Linked DNA regions of Homo sapiens: regions 1, 3 and 4 are each linked to region 2. Evidence: chromatin contacts called from ENCODE Hi-C or POLR2A ChIA-PET data. All regions are on one chromosome and are shown on one strand. The core of a region is the stretch at or near the end of the contact, and the rest is flanking DNA. Distances in the headings are between cores, read along the strand shown.

What was found. Hi-C counts contacts between places; a loop is a spot of excess contacts on that map. ChIA-PET counts read pairs that join two places held with the same protein, here RNA polymerase II (POLR2A). Pooled maps may share reads with other maps.
Region 1: a loop to region 2 is called in a map of B cell, with 7 times the contacts of the local background. The contact joins the promoter of YIPF1 here to the promoter of LRP8 in region 2. A Hi-C loop is called at or near these places in 1 of 168 maps with a recorded cell type or tissue (B cell), 3 of 37 single-sample maps with no recorded cell type and 9 of 50 pooled maps.
Region 3: a map of CD8-positive, alpha-beta T cell shows a loop between it and region 2 (7-fold over the local background). The contact joins the promoter of ZYG11B here to the promoter of LRP8 in region 2. A Hi-C loop is called at or near these places in 1 of 168 maps with a recorded cell type or tissue (CD8-positive, alpha-beta T cell), 3 of 37 single-sample maps with no recorded cell type and 9 of 50 pooled maps.
Region 4: a loop to region 2 is called in a pooled map, with 23 times the contacts of the local background. The contact joins the promoter of ORC1 here to the promoter of LRP8 in region 2. A Hi-C loop is called at or near these places in 5 of 37 single-sample maps with no recorded cell type and 11 of 50 pooled maps. POLR2A ChIA-PET finds 5 or more read pairs at or near these places in 1 of 52 experiments (activated CD4-positive, alpha-beta memory T cell).

What each region holds. Positions count from the first base shown.
Region 1 is chr1:53,888,410-53,891,186 of GRCh38, reverse strand. It overlaps YIPF1 (Yip1 domain family member 1), which reads left to right and starts at 1,390. Exons shown (of 11, transcript NM_018982.5): 1 at 1,390-1,474; 2 at 1,724-1,943; 3 at 2,201-2,280. The coding sequence starts at 2,250. RefSeq lists an enhancer at 1,157-1,451 and a silencer at 2,337-2,631.
Region 2 is chr1:53,326,820-53,329,972 of GRCh38, reverse strand. It overlaps LRP8 (LDL receptor related protein 8), which reads left to right and starts at 1,903. Exons shown (of 19, transcript NM_004631.5): 1 at 1,903-2,184; 2 at 2,981-3,100. The coding sequence starts at 2,061. LRP8-DT (LRP8 divergent transcript) reads right to left here and starts at 1,740. Exons shown (of 3, transcript NR_131923.1): 1 at 1,598-1,740. RefSeq lists enhancers at 1,467-1,696, 2,747-2,856 and silencers at 1,767-1,966, 2,037-2,186, 2,237-2,406, 2,922-3,153.
Region 3 is chr1:52,724,594-52,727,817 of GRCh38, reverse strand. It overlaps ZYG11B (zyg-11 family member B, cell cycle regulator), which reads right to left and starts at 1,365. Exons shown (of 14, transcript NM_024646.3): 1 at 1,135-1,365. The coding sequence starts at 1,164. RefSeq lists a silencer at 975-1,554.
Region 4 is chr1:52,402,854-52,405,801 of GRCh38, reverse strand. It overlaps ORC1 (origin recognition complex subunit 1), which reads left to right and starts at 1,379. Exons shown (of 17, transcript NM_004153.4): 1 at 1,379-1,556. PRPF38A (pre-mRNA processing factor 38A) reads right to left here and starts at 1,200. Exons shown (of 10, transcript NM_032864.4): 1 at 923-1,200; 2 at 1-122. The coding sequence starts at 1,052. RefSeq lists an enhancer at 681-1,880.

The DNA of each region.
Region 1 (2,777 bases), core at 141-2,640, 560 kb before region 2:
ATGCCATTCTATTCTAAGTGTTATCACACCACCACCACCCCCCTCCTTCTCTCTCCCCTTAACACCAGCAATATATTTGTTGTTGCCATGTGACTGGTGCGCAGTTCAGTTAGAAAATGCCAACCTAAGGTTTTATTTTCTGGGGCCACTTTTGGTACCAACATGCCTTCATATTGCTTCCTCATATGAGTAGTTTATTGGCAAGTATGAATCCAAGCACCAGGAGTGAAGTACAGGGCTTGTATATCAGGGAAGGAAGGAGACCCATTGCGAAGATGCATTGTCAAATGCGTCACTTCCAAAGGCATTTGGTTGCTTAATCCTGCTAGGTAGTTTGAAAGCTATATGAAAGGGCGCCTGAGGGGGAAAAACAGGAAAAGCATATATTCATCAAGTGTTGACCCCATTGGTCAGAGATTTGCCTCATGAGACATTAACAACTCTCTACCCCTACACTTCTGGGATGCACCTGTCTGGGTGCTGATTGGCTCCAGCAAGGTCCCATGGCCCCATCGCATGAAGAAACAAGCCTCGAAGCAGAAAGTGAGAAGCCTGAGGCATAGACTGGAGGCAAGCTCACTCAGGTTATATCTGCTGACGCTGGAATAAGATGAGTGGCGGTGAAATAAGCAGCAGGTGAGGCCAAGATGATCTGAAATGGGACATAAGAGGTGGCTGATATACTAGCACAGCTGAATTCATGAACTGAGATTCATTCCTGGTACATACTCAACCAAAAGTGCCCTGCACATGCTCTAAGCCTCAGCTTTCTCTTTGTAAAATGAGGATAATCACCCCAAGATAGCAGGATTGTTCTGAGAATTAGAGATCCTGCATGTACAAAGCCTGATCATGATCATCTTGGGGAAAAAAATACACTATATATGGCTATTATTAGATGTAAAGTCTTTCCAAGCGCTCACTTACTGGGGGTGCTCATACGAACAGACATCGCGCTTTCGATCACTCATTCAGAATGTAATTGACTCATCATGTACTTTCTCACCAGTGAAATTTTTGTGGCCAAAAGAAACTGAGGGACTGGTGACGCGGGTGACTTAATTTTTTCTTTCACAATCGTCTTTCATCACCCGATTTTATATTTCCTTAGGAAAAGAGGTATAAACACACAGTAAGAAAACCCTAAACTCGAGAATTTTCTACGTTCCCTGGAGCAAGGCCAGCCCAAGTAGTCACACTCAGCGACCCCACCACTCCGCCCTCGCCTGTCTCTTTAAGAACTCGAGGCTCAGCCTCGGGAGAAGGGCGGGCGGGAGCGGGCTCTGCGCGCCGCAGCACGCAGGTTTCTCTGGGAGCTGCTGTCTCTTTAAGGAGGCGGGGCTCTTCCCGGAGGAGGCGGAGAGGTTCCGCCCCCCGGATCTCCGGCTTCCGGCAACTGGGCTGGACCGAAACCGGCGCGGAGCAACTGAGGCCCGAGCCTTCTCGGGACCCGGGGGACGCCTAACCCCGCGAGGTGAGGCTGCCGAGTTTGCGGGACCTGTACGAGGCTAAGGGGGTTCAGGATCTCCTGCCCGCCCGGGCCGCCGCGGCCCAGCTCCTCTCCCTGAAACACTGCCTCTGCTTCGCGGTGTCCCGGGCTGCAGGGTCGCCGACACCCCATTGCCTACTAATTGCCTGACTCCGCTCTAGGCTCCTTACACGCACTCCCATTTAATGACCCCCGCACTGTGTGACTAGGTATCGTTATGCACCCATTTTACAGATGAGGAAACTGAGGCCGCGAGGAGCGCGCATACAGCAGAGAAGCAGCAGAATCGGGAATCAAACCCAGCTCTGTCTGACCCCAGAGCCTGTGCCTTTAACCACTGGCTAGGCTGAACTGCCTTTGTTCTTCACTGTCCCCATCACCTCTTTCAAACCTCAGCCTCTCCTTCCTCATCGTTACATCTCTAGGCTGCACCTGCTCTCTAAACATTCACACAGTGAGTTGAGATTCATTCCTGGTACATACACAACCAAATAAGGTTGAATTGGAACCTTTGGATCCCCGGGGTTAGTTTCTTTGTTACAGTTTTAATATTTAATAATACCTGATGCTTAGTGGTTATCTTTATATAAACCTATTAAACCCCACTGAAAAGGGAGGCAAGGGAAAGTGATACCATTTCTAATACATAAGAGTTGTTTGCAGATACTTTATACTGTCATCCTATTATGTTTACCTATTTTTTTCTTTTAGAACCCTGCAAATTTTCTTCCTCATAATTGGGAGAAGACTCACTGGCCGAATGGCAGCAGTAGATGACTTGCAATTTGAAGGTATACCAGTTGGGTGCCCACCTTTATATTTATGATCACTGTTGCTACAGTCACAGCAAGTATTTTCATTCCTATACTGCCTCACACATTGAAGGATATTATTTCAAACATCTTGGTGGCTGTTGGCCACATCCAGGTGTTTCCTGTTTGTCCACACCAGCTGTTTTTGTTTTTGTTTTTTTTGCCAGATAACCCTTCAGATTGGTAACGAGTATCATAAATTTAGTACAGTGATTACAGAAAATGCTTACACAGTTCCTGCTTTAGTTCAGAAAACATTTATTGAGCACTTACTTTGTGCTTAGAACCGTACAAGATACTGGAGACAAAAAGATGAAGAAGTTTATCCACTGGTGGAGTAGATAAAAATGTAAAAAGATCATTAGGATGAAATGTGATCAGATCATTCCCTCATTGAATCAGTAAATATCTCCTGGTTGTGACCAGGAACCGGGCAATTGTTCTAGTTATCAGGGATAGAAGAGTGAACAAAATAG
Region 2 (3,153 bases), core at 654-3,153:
CTTTATCCCACAGTCCCAGGCACCATTGTGCTTGACACAGAATCCAAACTCCCAGCTGTGGCCTACAAAGCCCTGGTGATCAGGGCCTTGCCAACTCCCTCCAGCCTCACCTGAGGCACCCACTCCTTCCCTGTCATCAGGCCCCGGCCCACCTTGATTGCCATTCCCTTTGCCAAGAATGCCCTTCCGCCTGATCTTCATGGGTCAGGATCCATCTTGCCATTCAGTGAAATGTCACCTCCTCTGTGAGGCCTTGCCTGATCACCTCTACAGTTACCCCCATTGCTCTCACCTGGGTCTGTTTTGTTTTTTCCATAGAAGTTATGATGACCTGAAATAATCTTTTGTTTTCCTGCTTTTGTGTGTATCTCTTCCAACTAAGACATAACTGCAGGAGAGCAGGGAGGAACCTTATCTGTTTCCACTGTATCCTTGAGCCTTGAAGGGCGTTTGGCACATATAGGTGAAAGGACGCCTGCATTTCGTTGTCTGTGTGCTAATGGTCTGTCTCCCCACAGGTCAGGGACCTCTCCGGGGCTGGCACCATGCCTGATTCACCTTGGTACCCGCAGGCCCAGCACAGGGTTGGCACAGAACAGGGCCTGAAATGCTTGCTGAATGACTGAATGAACAAGGGACAGGAGGGGTGATGATGGCAGGAGCACCGTGCCGGGCTCTCTGGGGATCTAAGTCCCTTTCTGGTGGGGTGGCCACAGATATTGCCGCTGGGCTGCCCTTTGGGGGACTACGGCTCAGGAGGCTGCTGAGGAGACAGGGTGGTTTCCAGGCCAAGGGCTAACAGCACCTGCCCATCCGCGAGGGAGGTGAAGGGGCAAGAGGGGAGGGAGGGTGGACCTAACACTGGCTCTTGGCACCTGCAGGCCGGTTGTTTTGAGTGGCCAATGCCCTGGAATCTCATTCTCTAAAGAAGGTTGTGTGGGTTGGACCCGGCTCACAAGTCTGAGGCTGAAATCGAATCCCAGCTCGCTCTCCGCACCCATTCTCCCCAGTGTGGGTGAGGCGGGCTGCAGCCCTCCAGAGGAAGAGGTGCCTTCTCCTTCCTGCAGAAGACAGCAGGGGCGGACAGCGCGGGCCTAGGTGCGCGGCCCCTAGCGGCAGGGATGGCATCCCTTCCGTGCCCTCCCCTTCCCCCCCGCCCGGCCCGCCCCACAGACCTCGTCTTTCTCCATCACAGCGAGGATTCCTTGTCTTCCCTGCGGGCCCCCCCTGGTTGCCCCTCTGACTAGGGGCCTGGAGCGTACTTAACGACGATGAATAGTCTGTGCACCAGGCCCAATCCACCTGCCTCACGTCCCCATGATCACATGAGCGTGCAACATGCACAGATGCACATGGCACGGAAACCAAACCAGCCACAGGGATTTATAATATCCCAGCCGGAGCCCATGACAGGTGCAGGGGTCCAGCCCTGCGCCCCCAGCTTCTCCCTGCTCATCCACATCTTGGGATCTCACCCCTATCCCTCCCTCCCCCGCCCCACGCGCACACTGCACAGGCCTGTTCGTCCTGTAACATCATTTCCCCTCCCGCCCAGGCTCACTCCTAGACATCCCTCAGCCTCTGATCCGCCTGTCACCTCCTCCAGGAAGCCTCTGCTGCTTCCTCTGGACCTGCTACCTCCGTGGTGAGGGGCTCGCCTGGCCCATCCCTGCGTCTGCAGAGCCCAGCACTCAGGCGAGCCCAGAGCAGGGCCGTGGAGCGCCCGCTGAGAGAAGAGTGGACGAAAGACAGGAGGGAGGAGGGCGAGGAGGCGGCGGCAGGGGGAGCGTGGGGCGGAGGCGGCAGCGGGAGGGAGCGCGCGCGCTGGCGGCGGCCGCCCAGGGCCGGGGCCGCGCGCCCAGCCTGAGCCCGCCCCGCCGCCGAGCGTCACCGAACCTGCTTGAAATGCAGCCGAGGAGCCGGGGCGGGCGGCAGCGGCGGCGGCGGCGGCGGCGGGGGCAGCGGCAACCCCGGCGCCGCGGCAAGGACTCGGAGGGCTGAGACGCGGCGGCGGCGGCGCGGGGAGCGCGGGGCGCGGCGGCCGGAGCCCCGGGCCCGCCATGGGCCTCCCCGAGCCGGGCCCTCTCCGGCTTCTGGCGCTGCTGCTGCTGCTGCTGCTGCTGCTGCTGCTGCAGCTCCAGCATCTTGCGGCGGCAGCGGCTGATCCGCTGCTCGGCGGCCAAGGTGCGTGCAGCCGGTCTCTGACTCGGCTCTGCTCCGCCCTAGCCACCAACAAAGCGCGGCCGGGAGGCCGGAGCGGGGAGGGGTCCAGAACCCGGGGCTATCGGGGGCTCCCGGGCGGACAGGCTCCACGCGAAGCGGCTATTCCTGAATTTGCCCTCGGCCCCCCGCCCCCGCGGGCCTCGGTGTTGAGGGCTCTGCCCTCTGGGCAGCGGATCTTGGGGGAGGGGTGCAGGGGGGCTTGGCCAGCGGGGAACTTTGCCGGAGGGGCGGCCATTCATGGTTCCGGATGAGCTGTGTGATTCTCGCCGTTGGGGTTTATTTGACACGCGCGCTCCGCGGCGGTAATGAGCAGAGCCGGGCGGCTTCTCCGCTTGACAATGCGTTTCCGCAGACCCCTGCGCGCGGCGGAGAGAGAGGGGGCTGCCTGCCAGGGTGATGTGCCTGCGGCTCCCACTGCGCCTGGCGCGCGGGCGCGGGGACTCCCTATGGGCTGTATCTGAGCAGATCTCTGACTATGGGTCGCGTGTGCGGGTGAGTGCGTCTGAATGGAGGGTATACCCAGGTCGTGTGACACTTTAAGTAGGTGCCTGGTCTCGCCGTGCCACCGAGCGGCCCGACATCCACGGAACCCCTGCCATCGTGCCCTCCCTTTGGATGGAGTGTGCCTGAAGCCCCCGGGGTCTCCATAATCGCCCCCTTTCCTCCTCCCCAGCGGGTCCTTCCGGGTGGCCCGGACTGCATGGTGGGGAGTGGGGCCGAGTCCGCTGATCCAGCTCACGCTCCCTCCCCCTCGCAGGGCCGGCCAAGGATTGCGAAAAGGACCAATTCCAGTGCCGGAACGAGCGCTGCATCCCCTCTGTGTGGAGATGCGACGAGGACGATGACTGCTTAGACCACAGCGACGAGGACGACTGCCGTGAGTGGCGGGCCAGGGAGCTCAGACCCGGGGAGAGAAAAGGAACGGTGGGG
Region 3 (3,224 bases), core at 116-2,615, 600 kb after region 2:
ACAGCAAACCACTTATAACCCAACTCAATGAAAAAACCAACTGAAGCCTCAACCTATTTTCAGACAGAAAGAAAATTTGCAAATATAAGGTTCTCCCAACTAAAGGCAGACAGGGCAAAACAAATGAACTCTTTAGAAGGTTTAAAGAGACTGTCACAACCTGCCAACCTGATTGTCAGTCCTCAAATGCCCTTGGTCTCTGCCTCCAAATGAAAACAAATCATTTGTTTTTAGTAATAATAGCCAAGCTTGTAAATAAGTATTTTTAAACTTCTCCAACTGCACCTCCACATTAAAAGATGCTCAAAATAAAAAAAATTCAAAACATTTTTTAGCTATTTCTGTCAAAAGACTAGATCTCTCCTGAGGTCACAGTATGCATGCTGGCCCTCACTTCACTGCTCTGTAACACACCACCACTTCGATTTTGCAATGACACTAGGTGAATAGGCTTCCAGGATCTCTTCAATGCCTCCAAAAACGAAAAGGAAGAAGCAAACCTATAAATCCCTATCTGCCCGCCCTACAGCTCCCGGGAAGCAACAGTCCTCAAATTGTTCCTGCTTAGACCCCTGAAGCCCGTAGAAGGAAATGGGGACAGCTGCGACGGCGAACCGAGCGAGGACATCCGATAAGGGAAGAGGAAACGTGGATGGAAGAGGACGAAGGGGAGAAGGAACACGGAGAGAAGGGGGCAGTGGAGATAAAATGGTGAAGAGGGGTGAGAAGAGCAAGGAAGAGCAGCGAAAACTAGGGAGGAAAGGGGGGAAAGTAAAAATCACATAAGAGGAAAAAAGGCAAAATGATAGAGGAGAAAGAAAGGAAGGGTTAGGGTTAAAGGACAAGGAGTGGGCGACAAAGGGAATGCGAAAAAGGCTGTCACTGGGGGTGATAAAAAGGATGTCATCGGGGAGAAGGGAGATTCAGGGGGTGTCACCTAAAGGGGTTCACCGAAGCAGGTGAATGGGGAAGGAGGAGCTGAACACCGAGGGGGCGGTAACGAGGGAGAGAGGTAAAGGCAGGGAGCCCGAGGGGACACCAGAGACAGGGAGGGGCAAGACCGCAGGGGCCAGCGCGACGGGCGGGGGCTAGGGTGGCGGGCGGCTGCGGCTAGGGCAGGCCTTGCTCCCTCACCATGGCTGCGCCGGCCTGGTCCTCGGGCATGCAGCCTCCGTCCTGGGTGCGGCGGCGGGCCGGACCGGAGCCCGCCCCCAGGCTGAGCCGGCGCGGAGGCTCCAGGAGGCTCCGGCGAGCGGCGGCTCCGGGCTTGGCCCAGGCCTCGGCCTCTTTCCCTCAAGCTAGGAGCGTAGCAGTAGCAGCCGCAGCCGCAGCCGCAGCCGCAGCCCGAACCAGAGCGCAGACTCCGCCCCCGCGAGGACCCGCCCGGGCGCGCGAGCCCGCGCCTGGACCCGCCTCCGCTCTCAATGCGCAGACTCAGACGAGGGGGTCCCGCCCCCCCCAGCCCGACCTCCAGCTTCTCCCCCTCCCAGGCCCTTAAAGGAGCCACACACCCCCAAATCCTAGCATCCCTTCAAAATATGAAAAGCTTTAAATATTACATCATGACGAGAGATTAGAGCATCGCTCACTTCGGTCACCTATAGACTCCTCTGTCATTCACCATCATTCTCTAAGATTTGGGCTTCTGGTTCACTGTCATTCATTACTACTATTGTCATAACTCTTGGTTATTTCAAAATTCGCTTAATTCTTCCAATCCTCTGGCCTCTCAGATTCTTCTCTAGGGATCATTCTTGGCTCAGCCTCTCACTCTCATGCTCATACGAATAATTGTAACTTCTCTACAATCTCAATTTTAATCCTCTAACTCCCATTGCAACCTTCTTCCTTTCTTTCTTTCTTTCTTTCTTTCTTTTTTTTTTTTTTTTTTGAGATGGAGTTTCGCTCTTGTTGCCCAGGCTGGAGTGCAGTGGTGCGATCTTGGCTCACTGCAACCTCCACCTCCCGGGTTCAAGTGATTCTCCTGCCTTAGCCTCCCGAGTAGCTGGGATTACAAACACCCGGCACCACACCCGGCTAATTTTTGTATTTTTAGTAGAGAAGTGGCTTCACCATGTTGGCCAGGCTGGTCTCGAACTCCTGACCTCAGGTGATCCGCTTGCCTTGGCCTTCCAAAGTGCTGGGATTACAGGCGTGAGCCGCTGCGCCCGGCCACAACCTTCTTCCTTTCTAGCTCACTCTGTCTGATAATACTCCAACTCCAAAAACTTCAACTCCAAGACCCCAAATCCATTGATCCAACTACCTTTTCGCTATTCCTCCCCACGCTGGCCTTATGTACTCACTTTCTTCCTGAAACAGCTTAGATTCTATCGTCCGTCATGAAATGGAATCTAATAGAATCTAAGCTGTTTGGGGAAGAAAGTGAGTACATGAGGTACATGAAGTCGATTTCTTCAGTATTACCTTCATTTCTCTAGTCGTTCTCTGCTTTCTTTGTACTGACAGAACTCCAGCAATGGAGTGGGTGGAGAAAAAGCCAAAAGTGGTTGACTGACTCCCCGTAAATTTGAGATCATTATTCTCAAGAGGCCATAATGAGTGGCTACCCTACCACATTTCTCCAGTTTCACACACTCTCCCACCTTGCTACATAACTATTTCAAGTCTCCTGTCTCTTCAAACCTCCGACACTTCCTCCCTCATCTCATTTAGCTGATGATTTTGCTTCTAATTCACAAGAAAATCAAACAAACCAAAAAGAACATCTACAAGTTCCCAGCACCCACCATGACTTCCAACGAACCTGTAACTCTGCTTTGATGCTCTCTCTGCCTTCCTTTCCTTACTACAAGTTAATTATTTGTCTTTTAGCTAACATCAAATCCTCCTCAGTTCTCAAGCATCTGTGCTAAAAGACCCAGATTTTATCCCCAATCACAAAACTAAATTTCTGTAAAATACAATCAAAATTAATTACTAGAAAAAATTAAAATTTAAAAACAAGCATCCAAAATGCAAGCCCAGATTTTTTAAACCTGCTTAACCATTTTAAAGTGTACAGTTCAATGGTATTAAATACATTCACATTGTTGTGCAACCATCCCCATCAAGAAGCTCCAGAACTTTTTATTTTTTCTTTTATTTATTTATTTATTTATTTATTGAGACAAGTTCTTACCCTGTCACCCATCAGGAGTACAGTGGCACAATCACGGCTCACTCAGCCTCAAACTCCTGGGCTGAAGCGATCCTCCCACCTC
Region 4 (2,948 bases), core at 130-2,629, 920 kb after region 2:
CTTCTCGGGTTGAATTTGAAGCATCTTCAAGGTTAAACACAGAAAGGGTGTTGGTTTTATGTTGCCACCATAGACGCCACCCACAAACCTTAACTCCATGGCTTTATCGACTACAAGTTCAGCTAAAAAACAAAAACAATACAGTAACATATTAGGGCTAAGCTCTTCCTAGTTGGAGTGGAGTTAGTTCAAGCTTTGGTTCTCCTAAATATACATCAACAGTGTAATATTAGGAGAACGAATGTGTATTAATAACAGTAACGACAACAGCTAATATACATTGAGAATGGATAATAAAATAGGTACCCTGCTAAGCTTTTCATATTATCTCACTTAACCTTTTTTAACAAGTCATGAAGAAAGTTCTAGCAATGTTCTTATTTCCAGGTAAGGAAAATGAGGGCTAAGAAAGGTAAAGTGACTTGCTCAAGGTCCACAGATTGTCACAGGACATGGATTTAAAGCCACAATTCAAATCGGAAGATTACCTGGAAGACTTCTCTGAAGCACTGATATTTATAAATACTGGAACCGGCCCAGATCTAAGAATAGTAAGATCATGAATTTGGTTTCAGGCATATTAACGTTAGGTCCTTAAAGACCTTCAACAGATTGTGTCAAAGTGTTATATCCGGATCCCTGAGCTTAACACTGTTGCAACCCAGCCTGCTATCATTAAATACGGAATAACTCACAACACCCAACTGAGACAGCCTTCAGAATATGACCTTACCAGATTCATCTGTGCCTCTAATACTCAACACAAGACGAGGCACTTAGCAGGCACTCAAAATTTTTCTGAATGATCGACATACTCCGTTCCAGTACCACCCCCAGAGGCCAGTCGCTAGTCCTACCCGCGCTCGGTCAGGAGAAATGGGCCACAAGGGGGCTGAGAGGCGCTCCGCGCGCTTCCACTTACCTGTAAGTCCAAAGCACTCCTCTTTCCAGTACTTGGACTCATAGATTCGCGTTCGAATGATCTTCTCCACCAGATATTGAGGGTTGGTGCCATGGATGCTGTGCGCATCCTTCACTGTACGGTTAGCCATTTTAGAATGCCTTCAATTCTATTTCCGTCGGATCCTTTAATGCCTCACATCCAGGTTCAGAAAAAGCACCTAGAGGAATGGAGAAAGGTGGAAGAAGTTTCACTAAACAGCTTAGGCGACCATCTTGAAGCCGGAAACACCGTAGTGTAAAGGGCTTCCGCTCCCCGCGTCGCCTATCGAATCAATGATGGCGGCTGCATGTTAGCGGATGTACGTCATGCGCCCCTCTTAGGTGTACGGAGTGGGCGGGGCGAGCTAGTTGGTGTCGCAACGAAGGGACGGTCTGGGGGCGGGGCCACGCCGATTGGCGCGAAGTTTTCTTTTCTCCTTCCACCTTCTTTTCATTTCTAGTGAGACACACGCTTTGGTCCTGGCTTTCGGCCCGTAGTTGTAGAAGGAGCCCTGCTGGTGCAGGTTAGAGGTGCCGCATCCCCCGGAGCTCTCGAAGTGGAGGCGGTAGGAAACGGAGGGCTTGCGGCTAGCCGGAGGAAGCTTTGGAGCCGGGTGAGTGTGGCGTCCAGCGGGCTGCGAGGGACTCGGGGGAGGGCGCATCGGAACCTCTGAAACTGAGGACGTTCTCTGTAGACTCAGTCATTGATTCTTTTAGCTGACATGTACCAAGCGCCTGTTCAGTGCCAGGCACTGTTCTGAACTGTTAAGAGCGTTCCTCTGTTCCACACTCCGATTCCTAAAAGGCTTCCCGCGCTGCAGGGAACTGAGTTTGCAGGGGGGAAGGCGGAAGCCAACAGCCTAGAAGCAGGAGCATTCCTGCCCTCCGCACCCTGATGCTCAGTGATGACTTTCCCTCCATCTGCATTTGTAAAGCACTCTACTTGTTTCGTTCTTTGAGCTATAGTGTAGGAACCACTACAGGGAAGGCGGAGCAGAGGTTATTACCCCATTTTACGGACGTAAATTGCGCCCAGGGAGGGACGTGTCTTAGGTCGCTTTTCGTGACTAAGCAGTCTGGGCTCCTACCCAGATCTTTTTTTCAGATGAGCTCCTAACTGCTGGGCTGTCTGTCATTCACCTTCTTTTCAGAAGAGAAGTCTGGTGGCCCCCTTCCTACTTCTCTTTTCTAACCCCGGAATTGAAGAGTCTTCTGCTGTGACAGTTGGAAAAGGCATTCTTATCCTGATCTATTTGTGAAACTGCAATGATTATATACGATTCTAGTTGTCTGTAACACATGAATAATAGTACCCTCGTCTCTGCTGTGTTAGGTGGGCTGGAAATGCCAAAGGAGTTTCCAATATGACAGAATGGTTTAAGTCCCTTTGCAACAGTTTTTAACTTTAATGGAGGGCAATATGTGGACTTTAGGAGGTTTGTGAATCTGCCGAAATTGAATGCAAAATTTTGCTTGAATTATGTTAGTTCCATAGTATTCATCAAATGATACTTAATAAATAAAACCACTGTACCTTACAAATAAATGCAAGGGATTAAGGTAGTGGGAAAGTGGATTTACCATTTTGCATTTTTTCACTTAATCTTCCATTATCCTAAAATAGTGCCTGGCACACGATGGGTACTTAATAAATATTGGTTGAATAAACGGAAGATTCTATTTTCTCCATTTTGTGGGTAAGCAAATTGAGGCCCAATCCACAATGTTCAGTCAGTGGCTGGGAAGCCTGATTTATTGTAATAAGTACACCAAAAGCAAGCTCTCAGTTACATATTAACATTATCCAGTTTCACACAGTGTGTTGTAAGGTGAAGTAGTTAAGAGCACAGTAATTGCAGTCTGGCTTTTCCGGGTTTGAGTTAAGGCTGTGCCATCCTGTATAAGATAGGATAAGTTATCACCTTGAAGTGATAATAACATCTACTTTTCTTTTTTTTATTTTGAGACAGAGTTCTGCTCTGTCACCCAGACTAGAGTGCAGTGTT